7 separate regions of the Homo sapiens genome follow, and all the other regions are linked to region 1. The links are chromatin contacts, found by Hi-C or POLR2A ChIA-PET in ENCODE. All regions are on one chromosome and are shown on one strand. Each heading gives the region's core, a stretch centred on a gene start or an enhancer-like site at or near the end of the contact. The rest is flanking DNA. Distances are from core to core; before and after follow the strand shown.

What was found. Hi-C counts contacts between places; a loop is a spot of excess contacts on that map. ChIA-PET counts read pairs that join two places held with the same protein, here RNA polymerase II (POLR2A). Pooled maps may share reads with other maps.
Region 2: a pooled map shows a loop between it and region 1 (6-fold over the local background). The contact joins the promoter of ARHGAP35 here to the promoter of DBP in region 1. A Hi-C loop is called at or near these places in 1 of 37 single-sample maps with no recorded cell type and 7 of 50 pooled maps. POLR2A ChIA-PET finds 5 or more read pairs at or near these places in 3 of 52 experiments (HEK293, activated naive CD4-positive, alpha-beta T cell and naive thymus-derived CD4-positive, alpha-beta T cell).
Region 3: a loop to region 1 is called in a map of naive thymus-derived CD4-positive, alpha-beta T cell, with 13 times the contacts of the local background. The contact joins the promoter of CCDC9 here to the promoter of DBP in region 1. A Hi-C loop is called at or near these places in 2 of 168 maps with a recorded cell type or tissue (both naive thymus-derived CD4-positive, alpha-beta T cell), 4 of 37 single-sample maps with no recorded cell type and 14 of 50 pooled maps. POLR2A ChIA-PET finds 5 or more read pairs at or near these places in 1 of 52 experiments (B cell).
Region 4: a loop to region 1 is called in a map of B cell, with 17 times the contacts of the local background. The contact joins the promoter of INAFM1 here to the promoter of DBP in region 1. A Hi-C loop is called at or near these places in 3 of 168 maps with a recorded cell type or tissue (B cell, aorta and sigmoid colon), 1 of 37 single-sample maps with no recorded cell type and 16 of 50 pooled maps. POLR2A ChIA-PET finds 5 or more read pairs at or near these places in 2 of 52 experiments (OCI-LY7 and WTC11).
Region 5: a pooled map shows a loop between it and region 1 (8-fold over the local background). The contact joins the promoter of NAPA-AS1 here to the promoter of DBP in region 1. A Hi-C loop is called at or near these places in 1 of 37 single-sample maps with no recorded cell type and 5 of 50 pooled maps. POLR2A ChIA-PET finds 5 or more read pairs at or near these places in 1 of 52 experiments (common myeloid progenitor, CD34-positive).
Region 6: a map of CD8-positive, alpha-beta T cell shows a loop between it and region 1 (6-fold over the local background). The contact joins the promoter of AP2A1 here to the promoter of DBP in region 1. A Hi-C loop is called at or near these places in 3 of 168 maps with a recorded cell type or tissue (CD8-positive, alpha-beta T cell, breast epithelium and naive thymus-derived CD4-positive, alpha-beta T cell) and 11 of 50 pooled maps.
Region 7: a map of CD8-positive, alpha-beta T cell shows a loop between it and region 1 (14-fold over the local background). The contact joins the promoter of BICRA-AS2 here to the promoter of DBP in region 1. A Hi-C loop is called at or near these places in 2 of 168 maps with a recorded cell type or tissue (CD8-positive, alpha-beta T cell and naive thymus-derived CD4-positive, alpha-beta T cell), 3 of 37 single-sample maps with no recorded cell type and 10 of 50 pooled maps. POLR2A ChIA-PET finds 5 or more read pairs at or near these places in 1 of 52 experiments (activated CD4-positive, alpha-beta T cell).

The regions. Positions count from the first base shown.
Region 1 is chr19:48,636,072-48,638,780 of GRCh38, reverse strand. DBP (D-box binding PAR bZIP transcription factor) reads left to right here and starts at 1,402. Exons shown (of 4, transcript NM_001352.5): 1 at 1,402-1,925. The coding sequence starts at 1,787. CA11 (carbonic anhydrase 11) reads left to right here. Exons shown (of 9, transcript NM_001217.5): 9 at 637-835. The coding sequence ends at 662. It also overlaps the pseudogene SEC1P. RefSeq lists an enhancer at 185-354 and silencers at 965-1,184, 1,355-1,464, 1,695-1,814.
Region 2 is chr19:46,859,642-46,862,350 of GRCh38, reverse strand. It overlaps ARHGAP35 (Rho GTPase activating protein 35), which reads right to left and starts at 1,354. Exons shown (of 7, transcript NM_004491.5): 1 at 1,142-1,354. It overlaps LOC124904791 (translation initiation factor IF-2-like), which reads left to right. Exons shown (of 4, transcript XM_047439803.1): 3 at 1,031-1,294; 4 at 1,455-2,709. The coding sequence ends at 2,126. RefSeq lists a silencer at 1,046-1,585.
Region 3 is chr19:47,255,209-47,257,917 of GRCh38, reverse strand. It overlaps CCDC9 (coiled-coil domain containing 9), which reads right to left and starts at 1,393. Exons shown (of 12, transcript NM_015603.3): 1 at 1,309-1,393. RefSeq lists silencers at 595-644, 685-924, 1,135-1,244 and an enhancer at 1,135-2,044.
Region 4 is chr19:47,273,488-47,276,196 of GRCh38, reverse strand. INAFM1 (InaF motif containing 1) reads right to left here and starts at 1,312. Exons shown (of 1, transcript NM_178511.6): 1 at 474-1,312. The coding sequence starts at 1,277. The coding sequence ends at 849. It also overlaps a transcript of CCDC9 not described here. RefSeq lists silencers at 941-1,390, 1,751-2,010, 2,621-2,709.
Region 5 is chr19:47,482,956-47,485,664 of GRCh38, reverse strand. NAPA-AS1 (NAPA antisense RNA 1) reads right to left here and starts at 1,383. Exons shown (of 4, transcript NR_038452.1): 1 at 1,141-1,383. It overlaps KPTN (kaptin, actin binding protein), which reads left to right and starts at 1,446. Exons shown (of 12, transcript NM_007059.4): 1 at 1,446-1,730; 2 at 2,081-2,163; 3 at 2,286-2,370; 4 at 2,450-2,504. The coding sequence starts at 1,505. It also overlaps a transcript of NAPA not described here. RefSeq lists enhancers at 1,072-1,201, 1,232-1,521.
Region 6 is chr19:49,765,636-49,768,344 of GRCh38, reverse strand. It overlaps AP2A1 (adaptor related protein complex 2 subunit alpha 1), which reads right to left and starts at 1,344. Exons shown (of 23, transcript NM_130787.3): 1 at 1,145-1,344. The coding sequence starts at 1,211. RefSeq lists enhancers at 880-1,648, 1,702-2,679 and a silencer at 1,210-1,789.
Region 7 is chr19:47,607,276-47,609,984 of GRCh38, reverse strand. BICRA-AS2 (BICRA antisense RNA 2) reads left to right here and starts at 1,356. Exons shown (of 1, transcript NR_186352.1): 1 at 1,356-2,112. BICRA (BRD4 interacting chromatin remodeling complex associated protein) reads right to left here and starts at 851. Exons shown (of 15, transcript NM_001394372.1): 1 at 817-851. RefSeq lists silencers at 667-736, 807-856, 917-966, 1,077-1,456, 1,517-1,596 and 3 more.

The DNA of each region.
Region 1 (2,709 bases), core at 153-2,652:
TGGTCTAGCCTCGTGAGCTGTCTCTTTTTCTCTCTTTCCCTACATGTCTATGTGGTACAGTCCACCTGCCAGCCCTAGGCCATTGCTAGCCCACGATTTGTCTTTCCTCTTCACTGCTTTGTAACTTGGTCTATAACCCTTGACCCCTGCCTTCCTATGGTCCAATTACCTACTGTTCTGTGCTTCCTATTACTGTGAATTTCCAAAATGGTACAATTTGGATCCTCTCTCCCTTTCCAAGTCGTACTACCTTACGCTGTTCCACAATCTGATGCTCCCTTCCCCCTTACTGAGAATCTACAAGGTACAACCCCTTCCCTCCACCTCTGCCTCCCTGTGGTTTAGCCCAGGAATCTCACACACCCCCGGCTTCGCAACATGGTACAGTCCACACCCCCCCCCCCCCATGAAGACCTTCAAGTAGTTCAGCCTACTGCTGAATCTGGACGTCCCGATTCCCCCCTCCTATTGGCTTCTTGTGGTTCAGCCCAGTGCTTCTCGACCTAGTACATTCTGGTTCCCCGCTCGCAGACTTCCGACGGTAGGGCCCAGCGCGGCGCAGCCCACGCCCCCTGCACACCCCCCGCCCCTTCCATCCTATACTGACGCCCCCTGCCGTTGTTCTCTGTCTTACAGTGGATGGTGTCCCCCATGGTCGCTGAGACTCCCCTTCGAGGATTGCACCCGCCCGTCCTAAGCCTCCCCACAAGGCGAGGGGAGTTACCCCTAAAACAAAGCTATTAAAGGGACAGAATACTTCCTGTTTTCTCAGTGGTCTGATTCTAGGCGCGGTGGGGAAACATTTGGGTATTAAAGAACAGACTTCTTCCGGAAACCAATCTTCCTCTTTCTAAACCTCCGCTCTCGGTATTTTGGCTTCCTGCTTCTCAAAACCATCTTTAGGACCGCGGCCCCTTTAAGCGGCGCCCCTTTTCCCCCCATCACCCCCCTCGCCATCAGGCAGCACGAGCAGAGCCATGTGCTTCCCCCTCCCGCCTGCCTCATTGGCCCAAACTGGGTCACGGTCCCGCCCCCCAGTACCGCCTCCCATTGGGCAAATGTAGGTCAGTGTCCCGCCTCCCACCGAAAGGCAAGGCAACTTCACGCGCTGAGCCCCTCACGCGCCCTCCTGGGCCCTGGCGGACCCAGAGGCCCCATTGGCTGTGCGTCTCAAGGTGTCGGAGACGATTGGTCCGTGTTTGCAGCCGGAGGGAGGCACGCGGCTGGGTTGCATGCCCATAGAGGCTGGCGGGGCTGGACGCGCCGGGCGGGGACCCGGAGGAGGGGCGCGCGCTGTGGCGTCGGGTGTTTTGGTTTGGATTTTTTTTTCCGCGAAAGAAGTTTGCTTTGGCCACGCCTCAAGGCGGCCGCCTCCTCCTGCCCCCTCCTCCGCCCCTCCGCGCACACCTCTCGGTGCAGATTGCAAAGCGCCTTCCGTTGCGAGAGCTGCAGATTTTGCAAGAGCCAGGCTCGCCCACCTTGTAGAAGGAGCGCCTTGAGTCCCCTCTCACCCTCGGTTGCAAAGAGCCGACCGCTTGATCTGGACACCCCCTCGCCCAGATTGCATGATCTCCCGGGACCCTCTTGAGTTGCACGTTTCTGCACCGAGGACCTCAAATCCCCGTCGCTCCTAGGATTTGCAGCGTTCTGGATACTGGAGGGTTGCAGGCTACACTCGCCCGCCCCTGGGCAGACACTCGTCCAAACCACTGGAGTGTGCTGGTGACTGGCAGGCCAGCCCTTCGCCTCTCCATGAACCCGTGAGCCTGGGGGCAGGTGCCAGGCGATGGCGCGGCCTGTGAGCGACAGGACCCCGGCCCCTCTGCTGCTGGGCGGCCCGGCCGGGACACCCCCTGGCGGGGGAGCGCTGCTTGGGTTGCGGAGCCTTCTGCAGGGGACCAGCAAGCCCAAAGAGCCGGCCAGCTGTGAGTTCTAACCCCCATCTCACCCACTTCGGACACCCTACCCCCTTAGGGACTCAGGTGCCGTGGGGTGGGGTCCCATAGAAACCTGCGTGCGGGGAGTCCATCTTCCCAACCTTAATCTACTCAATTACTCAGGTGTTTAGGCCCCTAGATCCCTTAGCGCCCAGGACCCAAAAGCGCCGGCTCTGAAGCCCGTCCACCCTAAGGACCCAGGCACCAACGTCCCCAACGTCCTCCCCGCTTAGTTCACAAGAGTGTAGGCCCCAGCCTCCTCTTCCTTTTGGTCCGGGAGTCTGGACCCCTGGGGTCCCAGGGAGGGGGTGTGTCGGGTGCTCACACGGTGGTGACACGGGCTTGGGCGGGGCGTCATGGGGTCACATGGAGTCTAGGGATGAGGGATGTGCCCCAGGAATAGAGCCCCTTCCTGCCCCTTACAGATGGTGGGGGAGGGGAAGGGGGTACAGCGCGCAGGGGATGGGGGTTGGGTAATTACAGTGAAATTACAGAGCTGTCATTTTTTCTCTCACCTGCCCAACCCTCCACCTACCCTGTCCCTGCCCCCCTATTCCTGAACTTCCGTCTCTCTTTCTCTGGTTCGCTGTCTTTCTGTGTGTCTATTCCTTCCCGGCATTCTGTCCCCATCTCTGTGAATCTGTCCACCTGTCTCTGCCACCCCCGTCTCCATTCTTTCTGGGTCTCTCTCCCACTCTGCGTCTCCGTCCCTTTTTCTCCCGTCTCTCCTCTCCGACCCCCCGTCCCCTCTTTCTCTGGATCTCCGCCCTGT
Region 2 (2,709 bases), core at 105-2,604, 1.8 Mb after region 1:
AGCTCAGAGGAGTGCCAAAAAGGAGGTGGGGAAGAGAGGAAACCTCCAAGAGAACACGGGCTGAAACTGAAGGCAGTCTGAGTTAGGGATACATCATTTAAGTGAATAGCAGAAATGGGAGACCTGCAGAGTCAGAGAAGGGGGAGGAGGCTGCTTCCCGGGAAGGCAGAGTCAGAAGCAAGCAGGTGAGGGGAGCGCAGCAAGATCTGAGGTCGGGCAAGGGGCAGAGCTGAGAGGCAGAAAGGTCTGGAAGAGAGGAAAGGGTCTGAATGGTAAACGGGAACAAGAGCTGAGAAGGGGAACAGGCAAGCACGGTGCAGCCAAGTCCGAGGGGATCAGGGGAATGAGCTGGGGCACGGAAGGGTCAGAAAGCCAGCCGAGGGGCATCCCGGGGTGCAGCAGGCTCTGCGAGAGGGCAGACAAGAAATGCGGGTAGTAGGGCCCACGAGGGAACGGGATTCAGTCCAAGGGGAAGACCTGGGGCAGCAGTGCCTGGCCGAACAGGGGTCTCAGATGGATCTCCAAAGGGTTGGAACCGCAGGTCCTAAAGGGACAGCTCCCAGGGTGCAACAGATTCTGAGACAGGAATAATAGCACAGAAGGTAGGTCAAAGAAGGGGCCGAGGACAGATCTGAAGGGTGGTGAGAGCAGAATCGAGAAGAGGGAGAAGCGTCACGGATCTCAAAAGTGGGAGCCACAATTAAGAGATGCAGAATGGTCAATGAGGAGAAGATGGGTCCCAGGAGCACTGCAGAGCCCGGGAGGAGCGAAGGGCATTATGGAGGGGTGGAAGGGGGAAGGGGGGCGCAGAATTGGGAACCGGTTGGCTGAAGTCGGGTAGGCTCCGAGGCAGACACCGAGATCCCAACGGGTCGGGGATGGGGGCGGCGGCGGGGACAGCAGGGCTGGGGCGGGCAGGGGCAGGTCCAAAGGGCAGGAGGGCCCCACGGGCCGGGCCGACGCGCGAAGCGACGGGGACGGCGGGGCCCGGGGGGCTGGGGGGGGGGCCGCTCCTCCCCTCCCCCTCCAGCTCCTCCATTGTTCGCGGGCTCCGGGCCCCGCCGTCCCCGCCTCCCCCTGGACCCCGCAGCGGGGCGGCGCCCGGCCTCGCCGCCCGGGGCCCGTGAGCTCGCGCACTCACCAGCTGGGCGCCCTCAGCGCGGCCCCGGCCTCCAAAATCCCGGCAGCAACGACGGGGGCCCCGGCGCCATGTTCCCCTGCTCCTAGTCCAGCGGCGGCTGAGGCGGCGGCGGCGGCTCCGGCGGCGGGGGGCCGGGCGGACCCTCCCTCGCGGGTTCCCTCCTCCGCCTCCTCCACCTCCTCCTGCCGCCGCGCCGCGGCTCTCCCTCGGGGCGGGGGGCGGGGAGGGGAAGGGGGGAGGGGCGGCAACCAGGGGGAGGGCGGACCAGCCTCGCTCACTCCCTCCCTCCCTCCCTCCCTCGCAATGGCGGCAGCGGCGGCACCTCCTTCCTGCGACGGCCGCTCCCGCGCGCGCGCCCCCTCGCTACTGCGCGTGCGCGGCGCGTGGACCGTTGCAGGGGTATAACGGCCCCTGGGCGCGCGCCGCGAAGGGACAACCAGCGAGGCAGTGGGAAGAGGTCAGAGCGCGTGCGCACCCGAGGGGCTTACTGCCACAGCCGCTGCCTGAGGTTAGGAACGGCCGCGGACGGTGCAGTGCGCGTGCGCCCCCGAAAATGCCGCTATTGCGGCGGCCGCCGTCGCGACTGAGCGCGAGGCGACTTGCAAACGAGCAGAGGGAGCGGGATGGGCGAGCGCGCGTGCGCGGGGGGCTGCCAGCCGGCGCAGCTGCTGGCGCAGGGCGGAGGGAGTGGTCCGCAGGAGCTGCGCGCGCGTCTCAAGCAGCCGATCTACTGCCTCGCGCTGGCTCCTGGAGAAAGCCGAAGGAGAGAGGCATGGCCCGGTTTTGGGGGTGGGGGGCGAAGGGCGCGATCCCGCTCGCGCGGGACCTGACCAGCCAATGGGAAGCAATGGGAGGTGGGTTTGCCGCGCGAGCCGCAGCCGCCGGGATAACGGAGGAGGCCAGAAGGAGCGACGTAACGTGGGGCGGTGGGGCGGGGCTGAGAAGGAGGGAGCGCACCAGAGAGGGAGTTGATTGGAGGATATGAGGAGGCGTGGCCCGCCTCAGCCCAATCCGAGCCCCGCAATTCGTCGTCCCGGAAGAAGAGGCGGGGCTGGAGAGCGCGTGCTCTTTCTCCTGGCTGTGAAGAAAATCTGCAGCCAACGCGCGCGTCCATGCAACTTGTTTTTGGTTCTGTGAACGACTGATCCCCAGGAGAGGGAAGACGGCCTGGTCCTGTGTGCAGCCCAAGCCTGTCACTTAGCATTGTGCAAATGGCTACAAATCGAATGTCAATTAGGGCGCCTGAAGGGAAAAGAGTAGTGATGGGAGAGGGCACCGCTGTAACCCTTGACTCCTCTGAACTGAGGAGGTGTTCCTCTGGGACTCCTCCGGAAGTACAGATCGTGGAAGATGAGCTTCCCGGGCGCCGAGCCAATATTTGTGGAATGCATGAAGAAAGGCTGTTTCCTATTACATTTGGCATTTCTGCCATCAGTCTCTTCATCTATAAAATGGGATAATAATCGTACCTCTCTCGTAGGGCTGCTGTGAAAATTAAATAGATTATATTTTGCAAAGCTCTTGAAATCATGCATTGCATACATAGTAAGCGCTCTGTAAGCGTTGAT
Region 3 (2,709 bases), core at 144-2,643, 1.4 Mb after region 1:
AGACCCACCTCCCTGTGCTCATCCTGGTGCCTCTCATATCCAGGCGAATATTCTAGCTCCACCAGGTAAGGTTCAGAAACATTCCCAATCCCACGCTCAAAGAAAGTCCGAACCCCACTCTTATTGGCTGCCCAAGCTCTCAGAGAACATTCCAAGCCCGCGCCTTCCTCAGGGACGTCCTAGTCCCGTCTCCAGCGCCCTACGGAAGGTCGACAGCCTCCCGCCTCCCCCGAAAGGATTCTGTACACAGGCCCAGAACTCACTGGCGAGGCTTCCTGGAACTGGCGTTTTGCCCCACTGAATACTCCACCCGCCCCAACAAGGACAAAACTACCCAGGCCCGCCCCAGATTTTCTGTGCAAAGCTCCAGCCTCAATCCGGCTGGGAATGCCAGGGCCACGTCCCCGACATCCTGGAAACCGCTCTGGCCCCGCCCACGGCTCGGGAAAAAACTTTCTGGCCCCGCCTTTCCCGCCAGACTTCTGGCCCCGCCCCCACCCATGGGCCATTAATGTGGCCCCGCTCCCGACTTTCCCAGCCACGCTCTTTCCCCGCCTCCTGGCTCGCAGGCAACAGCCTACACCCGCCCCTACCATCTCTTATTATTATTCCAGCCCCGCCCCCGGCCTGCCCAGTCAACCCTCTGGCCCCGCCTCCGATTGGCCTGGCCAACCTCCTGGACACGCCCCCTGACTCCCTCCCACACCTCGTTGCGTCAGCATCTGGCCCCGCCCATGGCTTCCCCAGGGTTCTGGCTCAACTCCCCGCTTCCCCGCCTCCCGGCCAACGCTCTGGCCGCGCCCGTGGCTCAGACGAAACTTTCTGGCTCCACCCCCAGCATTCCCCGCCAGCACCCTGGCCCCGCCCCCTGGCTCCCCCACTACATTGTGGCCCCGCCCCCGCCATTGCGTCAGCCTCTGGGTCCGCCCCCAACGTCCCGGCCAAGAATCTGGACCCACTTCCAGTAAGGCAAAACTTTCTGGCCCCGCCCACAGAGCTTCCGCCCGGCGTCCGAGCCCCGCCACACAGCTGAACAAGCAACACTATGGCCCCGCCCACAGTCCAGCCACAACTTTTAGGTCCCGCCCACAGCCGCCGGCCCAGGCTCTGGCCACGCCCCGCCCCGACCCTGCCCACCCACCCAACGGCCCGCCCCGCCAGCGCCCCTCCAGCTTCCCATGTGGGCGTCCTGTCCCCGCCCCCCGCAGAGAACTCCGACCCCGCCCGGGCCTGTTCGCACTCCCCGCCACGTGGGGCTTCAGGCCCCGCCTTCTCTGGGCGCGCTCCCGGCCCCCTCCCCCAGGTCACCTGTCCCGGAGACCCCGCGGCGTCCGCGACTCCGGCTCCGTCGGCCTCTGCGACCGCAGCTCCCGGGCCAGGCGCGTCACTTCCTGCCTGCACCACGTGAGGAAGGGAAATAAAGAGGGTCACTTCCGGTCCTGTGGGACCGTTTCCGGGAGCCTTAAAGGGGCCGCGCCTCCGCGATGGATGCGGGAGCGGGGCCGACTGGCCCCCCGGGTGTTCCGCAAGCTCATCCAACTTCCTTCTGCCTGAATTACCAACTTCCAGGAAAAGGAGACACCGTCCTCACTCCCTGGCCTCTACCTCTTTCTTCAAGCTGTTTCCGCCTCCAGCCCCTCATTCCTGGTTTCTATCAGTAGATGCCAAGCACTGGGCACTGACGCCTGGAAGCCTGGCGTGGTTCGAGCCCCCTCGTGCCAATGAAACCTTAGAGTTCGCTTTAGAAGCTTCAGATGTTCTACCGGCCGTGGGCGGTGGCTCACACTTGTAATCCCAGCACCTTGGGAGGCCGAGGCGGGCGGATCACCTGAGGTCAGAAGTTCGAGATCAGTCTGGCCAACATTGTGAAATCCCGTCTCTACAAAAAAAATTAGCCGGTTGTGGTGGCGCGCGCCTGTAATCCCAGCAACTCGGGAGGCTGAAGCAGGAGAATCGCTTGAACCGGGGAGGCAGAGGTTGCAGTGAGCCGAGATCATGCCACCGCACTGCAGCCTAGACGACAGAGCAGACCCCTTCTCGAAAATAAAATAAAATGCTGGGCGCAGTGGCTCACGCTTGTAATCCCAGCACTTTGGGAGGCCGAGGAGGGCGGATCACTTGAGGCCAGGAATTCGAGACCATCCTTGCCAACATGGTGAAACCCCGTCTCTACTAAAAATACAAAAAAAATCAGCCCGGCGTGGTGGCGGGCGCCTGTAGTCCGAGCTACTCCGGAGACTGAGCCAGGAGAATGGCGTGAACCCCGGGGGCGGAGCTTGCAGTGAGCCGAGATCGCTCCACTGCACTCTAGCCTGGGCGACACAGGGAGACTCCGTCTCAAAAAATATACATATACAAAAATTAGCCAGGCATGGTGGCGGGCGCCTGTAATCCCAGCTACTTGGGAGGCTGAGGCAGGAGCATCGCTTGAACCCGGGAGGCAGAGGTTGCAGTAAGCCGAGATTGCACCACTGCACTGCAGCCTGGGCGACAGAACGAGAGACTCCGTCTCAAAATAAAATAGGCCGGGCGCCGTGGCTCACGCCTGTAATCCCAGCACTTTGGGAGTCCGAGGCGGGTGGATCACCCGAGGTCAGGAGTTTGAGACCAGCCTGACCAACGTGGTGAAACCCTGTCTCTACTAAAAAATACAAAAATTAGCCAGGCATGGTGGCGGGCACCTGTAACACCTGTAATCCCAGCTACAGG
Region 4 (2,709 bases), core at 63-2,562, 1.4 Mb after region 1:
GCTCTGAGATTTCCAGACAGGCTGAGAAGCAACACCACCGCCGCCGCCATCCACTCTCATCTCTCTGACCCCAGGAAGTGGGCCAGCATCGTTCCCTCTCGGCAGCCAACTGAGATCCCTGGGTGATTCAGCCTCTGTCCCTGACATGATAATTACACCAACAGCAATTCCCAGAACCCCAGCTATTGTCCTATATCACCCCACCCCTCCTCTTGTCTCCTGTGCTGTAACACGAGGGCAGACACTCTGCTTCTCCCCAGAGACATTTGTCCTTTGCTCCAAGCACACAAAAAACTGGGAAGCCCTTCCCACTGTCTGACCTTCAAAGGCCCTGCTGCTGCTAAGCTGCTTCTCCCTACTCCAAGAAAAGAAGAGCTCCTTAAGGAAGGGGAACAGCCCACCCGGGACAAAACAGACAAAGGCCACACCCCAGGAAGGTCTTTCCCACACAAACTTGGGAGGGGAGGCATCTCTGCAGACAACAGGACAGACACAGCACGAGGCAGCCGAGGCTGTCGTTTATTGCAGATGGACACGGATTCAGGGAGGTGAAGAGGCAGATGGGCTGTGGGCTCTGTGCTCAGCATCCCACAGCAGGAGGGGCAGGAGACAGAGCTCAGGATGGGATCTTCCTGATGGTGGAGGACCCGGCCTGACCACAGAGTAGCTGCAAGAGGCAAGGCCCCGAGCTGACACCCCCTGGGCCCCCATTCCGCGGGATGACGGCTCCAGAGACGCTGAGCGATGTCATTAGGAAGAAGGCCGGACCAATCCAGAGACGGTGCATCCTCGGCGTGGAGCACAGAGCTCTCGAGGGCTGGCGATCCGGGTTGGGGTGGAAGGGAGAGTTACCCGGGTCTTCGCCCCTCCGCGGCCTCTGGCGTCTCTCTGGGTGTCTGGCGGCTCGGACGGCGGTCAGGGTCGCTGTAGCGGCGGCGGCGGCTCAGCGGCAGCTGGAGCTGGGGTCGCGGCCCGCCGGGGACTCCCAGGAGGCAGGAGAGGGAGGCAGCGGCGGGCGCCGGGACAGGCGGCACGCCCGGGCGGGCAGCACACGGAGGGGACGGCGCGCTGGGCTGTGGGCCGGCGGGTGCCGCGGGAGACCGCGTGGGTACCCAGATGAGACCGTAGTACACGGCGAGCAGCACGGCAGCTAGCGAGACGCAGAGGAAGTAGGCGCATACCGGAGCCAAGCGCAGCCAGCGCCCCCGCGGGCCCTCGCTCAGCCCCGCGCCTCCGGGGCTCTCGGCGCCGCCGCCCACGCAGCTGGTCCCCCGCATCCCCGCAGCCCACTCGGCTCCGCGCCGCAGACCGCACAGGCCCCGCCCCCACCAGGCCCCGCCCCCACCCCGCAGACCGCCCCGCTCTCTAAACCGCCCGCCTCCGGCCCCGCCCCCGCCAGCATGGTCACGCCCCCACGCGAGCTGCCGCCTCCGCATCCTAGGCCCACCCCCTCCAGCCTCCGCCCCACCACCGACAGGCGGAGGTGCTACCCCGCCCCCCTCGCTCCAGCCCCGCCCCCGCGCTTAGCCCCACCACCCCAATCACCGCCTCCTCCCGCCACAACACGGTTCTCTTCCCAGACTCGGACTTCATCCAGCCCAGGCATCTAGCCCGCCTCGGAGCCCGCCCCCTCGTCCCGCTCAAGCCCTGCCTGGAGCCCTAACCCGCCCTGTGCCGCAGCCAGTCTCACTTCTCTACCTGTCGGACTGCTCTACTCCAGTGCTCGAGCCCTGCCCGCTACGGCCTCTGGCTCCCACACTCTAGTTCCGGAATCCCCGCTCTCCTCCCGCGCGGGTTCCCGCGCGACACCCCGACCACGCCCCCGCTGACGGCCCCGCCCCATGCCCATGGCCAGAGCCCCACCCGCGCGCGCTGACCCCGCCCCCCGCTCTAACTCCGCCTGTCAGGATTCCGGCCCCGCCCAGGCAGCCTAGCTCCGCCCCCGCGGGACCCGCCTCCTCCAGCACACTCTCAGCCCGCTTTCAGGTATCCTCAGCACCTCAGGCCCCGAGGTTCCAGCTCCGCCCCTCACCGCAATCGCGCCCCTTCTCCCAGCTCCTCCCCAACGGTCAGCTTTTCCCTCTCCCTAGAGCCAAGGGGTCCAGACTAGGCTCTGGGGTAGAAAGAACACAGCCTGGAAATCCAGATAAACCCCTCCTCACGCCCCCTCCCCATCAAGGCGGGGAAGCTTCAGTCCCCTCCCAGCAGCGTCTTCAGGAATTCGGGGAGGCCTGCGGGAGGGGGGAGGGAAGACGGATCAGAAGGGTGGAGGAAGACCCCTTCCTTCCGCCTCTTCCGCCACAGAAAAGCCCGCCAAGCACAGCGACCCAGCCTGCCCCCTCCAGAAACACAGTTCAAGGGTGAGCGGAAGCACTGCGTTTAATACGACAGGGCTGGCGCCCGAGTAATTCAAGCCCTTCGGAAGTGTCACCGGCTGCCAGGCCTCGGATGCAATCCTGGAGGCGGGAGATTCGGCCTGAAGACTGGCTCGAGCCGCCCAGGGCCTCCATGGGAGACTAACGCGGAAGCGTCCCAGCCGTCCCAGTGCCGTGACGTCCCCCGTTGGTGGGGCCTGCACCCGACTACTGCCCTGGCCCCGCCCGGCTCGCAGACCCTGGCTCCTCCCCCCTTAGATTTAACCCTCTCCTGGCTGGAGTGTGGCAGAAGCAGAGGACAGAGGAGCGAGGCGGTGGGAGGTTAGTGCAGAGC
Region 5 (2,709 bases), core at 134-2,633, 1.2 Mb after region 1:
CATAGTTTGTGATTTTTGACACATATTTTCTGAATGCCTGCTTTGTGTCAGGCCTTGTGTTCCAGGTACAGGCGATAAGGCCGTGATCAAGGGAGATCAGCCTGCTGCCTTCATGGAGCTTGCAGTCTGTGTGTGCTCGAGGTGTCCAGGACAGCTGGCCAACCCATGTCTTCTGGAAATGATACACAGATGTGCACATAGTACCCAAACCTCCATGGCCTTCTAGGGACAAAGCAGCACAGACAGGAACCCCTGAAGGCCCCAGAGTCGGAAACACCTGGTTTACATCCTGTCCCCACCACTTGCTAGCATATCAGTCAGTGGACTTACTCTTTCTGAGCCTCCATTTGATTCTCTCTAAACTGGGATAATAAACCTCTTTGTAGAGGTTTCTTTCTTGCAAAGATTAGTGAGACAGATTTGCAAAGGACGTCCGGGCACATAGTAAAAGCTCAATGAATCCTGAATAAGTGAACCGGCAGGGAGGGTAACAGTAGGCCCTTGCAGAACAGTTGTAAGGAATCAGATTATCAGAGCCAGCATGACTGTCACCAAGTAGGTGTTCGATAAAGGAGGTGGTTATTATAGCTGGATCATTTTTCCTTGGGGGCAAGAAGAATGTATTAATTATTTTAAAGGTGATACTGTTAAGATTATGAACTATAGGCCGGGCAAGGGGGCTCACGCCTATAATCCTAGCACTTTGGGAGGCCGAGGTGGGCGGATCACCTGAGGTCAGGAGGTCCAGACCAGCCTGGGCAACATGGCGAAACCCCATCTCTACTAAAAATAGAAAAACTAGCCAGGTGTGGTGGCGCCTGTAATCCCAGCTGCTGGGAGGCTGAGGCAGGAGAATCGCTTGAACCCAGGAGGCAGAGGTTGCAGTGAGCCGAGATCGCACCACTGCACTCCAGGGTGACAGAGCAAGACTCCGTCTCAAAAAAAAAAAAAAAAAAAATAGTGAACTGTGGAGTTACCTTGTTTGGTTTCCAGTACTGACCGCTCGTTACTAGCTGTGTGATCTTAGGCAAGTTACTTTACCCCTCTGTGCCTCAATTCCTTCATCTCTAAAATGGATTTAAGTACCTACCTCCACCCCCTTGCGAATTTTTAATAAAGTATTAGATGGAATGCACTTACAGTAGTTCCTGGCACATAAGGGCAATATTAAGTTTTATGATGATGATGATTCGACCTTCCACACAGCATACAGCGAGAGGCCGTGGCCACCACCTCCCATCTCTAGTCACAGACTCCTTATGGCAGCCCCTTGGTCCAGAAATGGAAAGGAGAAGAGAGCGCGGGCGCAGTGGGGCAAAGTCGCCTGGGAGGCCCGAGCAGGCGACCTGGCCGCCATCTTGGGAGAGGGCAACGCCGGCAGCTTCCGTACGTCATCAGCCCGCGCAACGGCCGGGCACCCGGCGGTTCAGGTCGCTTAGAGAGTCGTAGGTTGGGTAGTGCGGGTTGGGGCGGGGGCTGCGGAGAGGGTGCTTAACTGAGGGGCATGATGGGGGAGGCGGCCGTGGCCGCGGGGCCTTGTCCGTTGCGCGAGGACAGCTTCACGCGCTTCTCGTCGCAGAGCAATGTGTACGGGCTGGCAGGCGGCGCCGGCGGGCGCGGGGAGCTGCTGGCCGCCACCCTTAAAGGCAAGGTGCTCGGCTTCCGCTACCAAGACCTCCGACAGAAAATCCGGCCAGTGGCCAAGGAGCTGCAGTTCAACTACATTCCCGGTGGGTGGCGCTATGGTGCTGGGGGGCGGGGGCCTGGAACGTGGTGTTGAGAAGGCTTCTGAGGCTCTGTCTGAGCCGGGTCACCGTGCTGGAAGAATGGGATCAGGTGGTTTTAAGGGGGTCACTGGGATCAGCGGGCAGGCATAGTTGGGGCCCGGATGAGCCTAGGGTTTCAGGATTCTTCAGACTTACAGGTCAGGATCCCTAGTACCCAGGGAACAGAGATCAGGTGATGGTGGTCAGGACTCAGACCAGAGGGCATGATCATTGCGGTAGCCAGAGCTCACCATGTTGGGGAGATTGGAAGCATGAGTCTGCCTGACACTGAACTTAGAACTCTCCCCTCCCAGTGGATGCGGAGATTGTCTCCATCGACACTTTCAACAAGTCACCCCCCAAGCGGGGTCTGGTTGTGGGGATCACGTTCATCAAGGTACCTAGAGCCCCCTCCACCTCCCTTCGCCCTCCTCCTTACACACATGGTGAGTTCCACTGAGCCGCCCCGGATCCCTCCTGCCACCCCTGCCCTCCCCTGAACCCCGTGTCCTCCGCCAGGATTCAGGGGACAAGGGCAGCCCCTTCCTGAACATTTACTGCGACTACGAGCCCGGCTCTGAGTACAACCTTGACTCTATTGCCCGTGAGTGAGGCGTGGACGGGAGGAGGGAGAGAGTCCCCAGCAGGTCCCCCATGCTAACCTGCCTGTGCCCTGCCTACAGAGAGCTGCCTGAACCTGGAGCTCCAGTTCACTCCGTTCCAGCTGTGCCATGCGGAGTGAGTGTCCCCTGCGCATCGACGCCCACTCCACTGTAAATGTAGAAACCCTGGCTTCTCGAACCCCTTCTTTACTTACAGACCCCTGTAGTCTGTTTCCCCTTCTGGAAAATAAAGAGGTTGTACTAGATTAGGGATTGAAAACTAAAATGCCAGCCGGGCACGGTGGCTCACACCTGTAATCCCAGCACTTTGAGAGGCTGAG
Region 6 (2,709 bases), core at 95-2,594, 1.1 Mb before region 1:
TGGCTGACCCCAGAGCCCATGCGGATGCAGCCTCTGAAGACTCCTGGCAGCTCCAATCACCCACAGCCATTCCCAGGAGTTGAGAGCTGACTTGCCGCCAGGATTCCCATCGTCACGACAACTCTTCCTGGCAGGGACCACCGTCCCCATATTACTGTGGTCAAATAGAAAAGGGCTCAGATCCCTGCCTGTCCTGCTGCCTGACCCCTGACCTCTCTCTGGGATTAGACTTCCCCTATTCCCAGCTTTCCAGATATCTACCCCTCAAGCACTTCAGAACCCAACGCCTTCCTTGAGGTCTGGGCGCTCCTTCTTCTACCCTTTCCCCAATCCCCTACTCTAATGTCCTCTTCTTTCCTGGCCCCCCGTTCCCTGTCACAGGTTCTCCCAAGACCTTACACCGACAGCTCTTTTCCTCTGTGTTCCTTGGGTCCCTCCTTTCCCCTCAGCTGCCCCTCTAGCCCCCTCCACACTGCCTTCCATGTCTTCTAGGCAATCTCCCACCCTGAAGCCCCTCTATCCTTCACCAGGGTGTCCTTATAGTCTCCCCGTCCCATCATCTCCCTGCCCCAAACTCATGGACTTTCAACCACTCTCAGGCCTCCTCTATACCACTGGCCAGGAGCCTCGGTGACCTATCTAACCCCTTTCCCCTGTATGACACCCCCTATCCCAGGTCCTCAAGCCCTGCTTCATTAGGCTTCCGGCATTCCACTTCCTCCAGGTCCCCTCTGGCCTCTTCCCATTCCATCGCTCCACAGGGCACCCCCGCCATACACTTCTTTCACTTCTTCTCTACATTGGGAATCCCTCTAACCCCATCGTTTGTAAGATCCCCCAGCTTTTCAGTCTTTCCCAGGGGACACCTCTATGCTCCCATCCCCGGGACCTCACTGGCTTCCTCCCCTTTCAAGCCCTCCCGGACCCCTCTAGCTACTCCGTGTCGTCACCTCAAGAGGCACTCTATGACACCCCAAGCCCCTACGTGCCCCCCACTCTAAAGTTCTTCCTGGGGCCCATCTATGCTGTCCCTATACGGCCGCAGAGGCTTTTGATCCCCCGGGTCCCTCTGTGATCCCCAAACCCCTCAATTTCACGCTCCCCCCTCCCCCGCGTCTCCAGTGTCCCCCGGCCGCGCGCTCACAGTTCCGGATGTCGGAGATGAACACCGCGAGCCCCCGCATCCCATCGCCCTTGGACACGGCCGGCATGATGGCGGTGGTGTCGGCTCCAGGCCTGGCCGGACAGGGCACAGAGCAGCGGGGGCTGGCAAGCGGGGACCGGGCGGAAAGGACCCCAGGCAGCGCCAAGGAGCCGAGCCGGCCGCGGGGAGGGCTGGCTGGCGGGCGGGCGGGCGGGCTGGCAGGCCGTGGCACCGCCCCCTGCCCCTCCCCTCCGCCCGCGGTCCGGAGCTCTGAGCCGCCCACTGGCTTGAGCTCCTGCCGCTCACAGGCGGGTTTCTCCCCCACTTCCTCTCTCATTGGCCGCCAAGCAAAGGCACGACGCTACGATTGGCCCAGTGTTCCGCTATTTCCGTTTGGGAGCTGGGGAGGGGGGGGAGGAGGCGTTGCCCGAGAGACGGGCGGGGTTCGATTGCGTATCATGGGCCCGCCCCCTCCGCGCGGCCAGGTCAAACACTGATTGGATCTAGCGGCTCTCCAAGGAGGAAGGGAGGGACGTGAAGGAAGGCGGGGAACGGTCCTAGGAGGCGGGACTTAGGTTGACTGGGACCAATGAACGGGTAGACCTGCCCCGCAGGCGTCGCGGATTGGCGAGATCTGTCCTACTTCAGCCCTCCATTGGGCGGCTGTGGGGCGGGCGGAAGGCGAAGATCAGTAGAGAAGGAAAGAGGGGAGGGTGTCACTCCGCTCGGCTGGGATAGGTGGAGCGACGCCTGCAATTCCCTGCTGCAGAGAAGGGGTTGGGCGAGGCAAGAGAGCGTGCGGTGTTTACTGCGCAAGCGTCTCCGTGTTCCCTTTCTCCCTCCACTGTCACCCCCGACTGCTGAAATCCTCTTCTAGGAAGCCTTCCTCCCCTCCCCCCTTCTCTGCAGCCAACGTGTCGGGACTTGAGTTGTCAGGAGACCTAGAATCTCAGAGTGAAAAACAGTAATTCAAGGCTAGTCCCATTAAGCAGAAGTTAAAACTTAGGTCGAGAGGGCGAATGACTTGCCCAGGGCCACACAGCTTGGAAGTGAAAAAGCAGAAATAAACGTAAACCGTATCTTGGCTTACTTTTCAATATATGTTGCCTTTTTTTTTTTGTCCAACCGCAGTGTCTCTCGGGCAGCCTCCATTGTAGCAGATATCAAACCAAAATTGATTGTCTCCTCCAGACTGGGAACTCCTTCTGGGCAAGAATGGGACCTGGCCTTGAACAGTTTCAACAACATTTGTTAAAAGAAGAAATAGGTGAATCTGCTTTGGCCCAGCCCCAGCCTCCATCCCCAACCCCCAGCTCCCCAGAGACTCTTTGGTAAACTGGCTTTGGGGAAGGCAAAACGGCCAGAACTCCCAACGCCCCAGGAGATTGAGAAATTTGGGACAAAGGGAACTGGAAGAGTCCATTTCTGTCACCTGTAGGAACAAAACTCCACCCCATCAGCCTTTTCTAATCTCAGAAGCCAAGAATTCCTGGAATGAGCCTTGGGGGTGTGTTCTGGACCTTTGGAATGGCCATTCTGAATCCTGGGAGATGGAAAGGAGGTTG
Region 7 (2,709 bases), core at 107-2,606, 1.0 Mb after region 1:
AGGCGCTCACCCCCCCCACCCCCGTAACGGCCCCCTCCGGGATGAGCCTCAGCTGGGGGTGGGGGAGGGGGTCACCTCCCTCTATTGCCGGGGGCTGGGGGTCAAGTCAACTCCTTTCATTGTTTAGGGGCGGTGCGAAGGGGGGAGCCCCGGTGGCCTCCTTCCCCATCCATCCCTCCCCAGCTTTCCAGGGCCCCCCACTGTCCGCGACACCCACGGGAGGGATTTGGGGAGGGGGCGCAGGGGCCGAGCGAGGCGGGGAGATGCAGGCTCTCCGCCTCCGGCCGGGAGATCACCGCCCGCTGCCCGGTGGCCTTCGCCTTCCCCGAAAGGCGGGGAGCGGGGCGAGGGGAGGGGGCCGGGACGGGGAGGGGGTCTCCGCGCCCCTCCCCCCGTGGAACGTTAGGTCTCCTCTCTCCGCCGCTCCATTGTATCCCCGGCAGCCGGCGGGAGGGCCGGGGAGGCACTGGGCGCCGGGTCTGGGCAGGGAAGCCGGTTGGGGGGGGGTCCCCATAGGATCGGGGCGGCGGCGGTGGTGGAAGAGACGCGGGGCTGGGGGTGCCGGTGGCGGTGGGCGCCGAGCAGGAAAAAAAAAAAAAAAAAAAAAAGGAGGCAGCGGGCGCTGCGCCCCGGCTGGGGGGCTGAGTGTGAGAGTGTCGCGGGGGTGGGTTCGGCCCCGGCTCCGGCTCCCCCCACACACACCCTCGCCGCCAACCCCCACTCCCCCCTCGCTTTTGCGCCCTGTCACAGCCCCGACTCGCAGGTAGAGAGAGTTAAGAGATTTAAAGAGAAATTGCTACATTGTGAGAAACTCACCCTGATGTTTGAGCAGCCGTCGGCGCGGGGTCTCCGAGACGGCCCCGCACGGGCTGCAAAGGGAGGACCCAGAAGGGGCCGGCCGGCCGGGCCGGTCAGCGCACTGCCTGATCGCATGGCGGCCGCTCGGCAGCCGCTGCCGGGCCCCCGCCGCCGCCCCGCGCCCAGGCCCGCGCGCCCCGGGCCCGCGCCCGTTCCGGGGAGCGCCCCTCGGGTATGCAAAAAAAAAAAAAATTTTTTTTAATTAAATGCAAACGGAAAAAAAAAAAAAAAAACCTCTCAGGTTTTGTGTTCCGCCCCCCACCCCCTTCCTCCTCCTCCTCCTCCTCCTCTTCCCTCCGCCCTCGCCGGAGGAGGGGCTTCAGGAATCCCCGCCCCGCGTCCGGGCGGACCAGCCCCGGCCCCGCCAGGCCGAGCGGCGGGACCCGGAGCCAATGGGAGGCTGCGGACGTCCGGGGACTGGGCCCTCCGCGCCGGCGCCGCCCCCGCCCCCAGCCCCAGTCCCGGGGGTTCAGGGGCGCGCCTGCTCGAGCTCGGGTGTAGTTTGTCGACTGCCTCGAGCCCTGATCCGGATGCTGGGGCGCGGGGGAGCTGAAGGGATCCGCGCTCCCAGACCGCCGGTCCGGCTGGGGAGGGGGCGCCGTGCGTCCTGGGCGCGTCCCCTGAGGCGGAGGACGGTCGTCCGGCGGGAGGACGCGTCCAGGGGGAGCGCCGCAGGTCCGAAAAGATAGCGGGAGTCGAGGATGAAGGAAATGGAGGGGATGGAGGGGAGTTCCCCCCGGAGGTGGGACCGCGCCGGAGCCCAGAGTTGGAGCCTGACAGGGTGGAAGGCGGCGGGGACTTCGGGGTGACAGGCCGGGACCCCAGGCGTGGCTCGATCACTCACCCTAGCTGGTCTCCGTCGAGCCACGGCGGCGCCGGGGAGGCGGGTCGGGCCTGCCTCGGAGCCTGTCCCCGGCCGCTCTGGCCGCGCTGATGGGATTCCCAGAAGCCCCAGGACGCCGCGGTGGTGTCGGGTCCGTTTCCGCCCCACCAGGCCGTAAACGCCCTGCTGGCGGGACACGGATTCACGCGTTGCCCTTAGCGAGCGCTTGGTGAGCGCCCACTGTGTGCGCTGCGCAGTGCTGGGGGCCCAGTGGGGACACAGAGCCCCCGGACCTGCCCTCCCGATGCTTGCAGCCCAGGGAGATTTATACTTTGTTTTAGTCCCTTCTGCCTCCCCAGTGCCCTAGAAAAGCTCGTGCACACAGTAGGTGAATGCGGGTTGAATAAATGAGTAATCGAGACAGATTGTGATTTTGTTGTTGTTGTGTTATATTTTGTTTTGTTTTGAGACGGAGTTTCGCTCTTTCGCCCAGGCTGGAGTGCAGTGGCACGATCTAGGCTCACCGCAACCTCCGTCCCCTGGGTTCAAGCTATTCTCGGCCTCCCAAAGTGCCCGGCCTCTGTTTTTTTAAGCCTTAACATGTGTTCTAGTATCTTGGCGGTACTACCCATAATATTTACTTCAACGTATTTTTTTTTTTTATAATTTATCGGCCAGGCGCAGTGGCTCACACCTGTAATCCCAACACTTTGGGAGGCCGAGGAGGGTAGATCACCTGAGGTCAGGAGTTCGAGACCAGCCTGGCCAACATGGTGAAACCCCTTCTCTACTAATAATACAAAACTTAGCTGGGTGTGGTGGTGCACGCCTGTAATCCCAGCTGCTTGGGAGGCTGAGGCAGGAGAATCGCTTGAATCCGGAAGGCAGAGGTTGCAGTGAGCCGAGATCACACCATTGCACTCCAGCCTGGGCGACAAGAGGGAAACTCTGTCTCAAAAATAGTAATAATAATAATAATTTATCCAGCCTGGGCAACATAGCGAGACCCTGTCCAAACAAAAATTAGC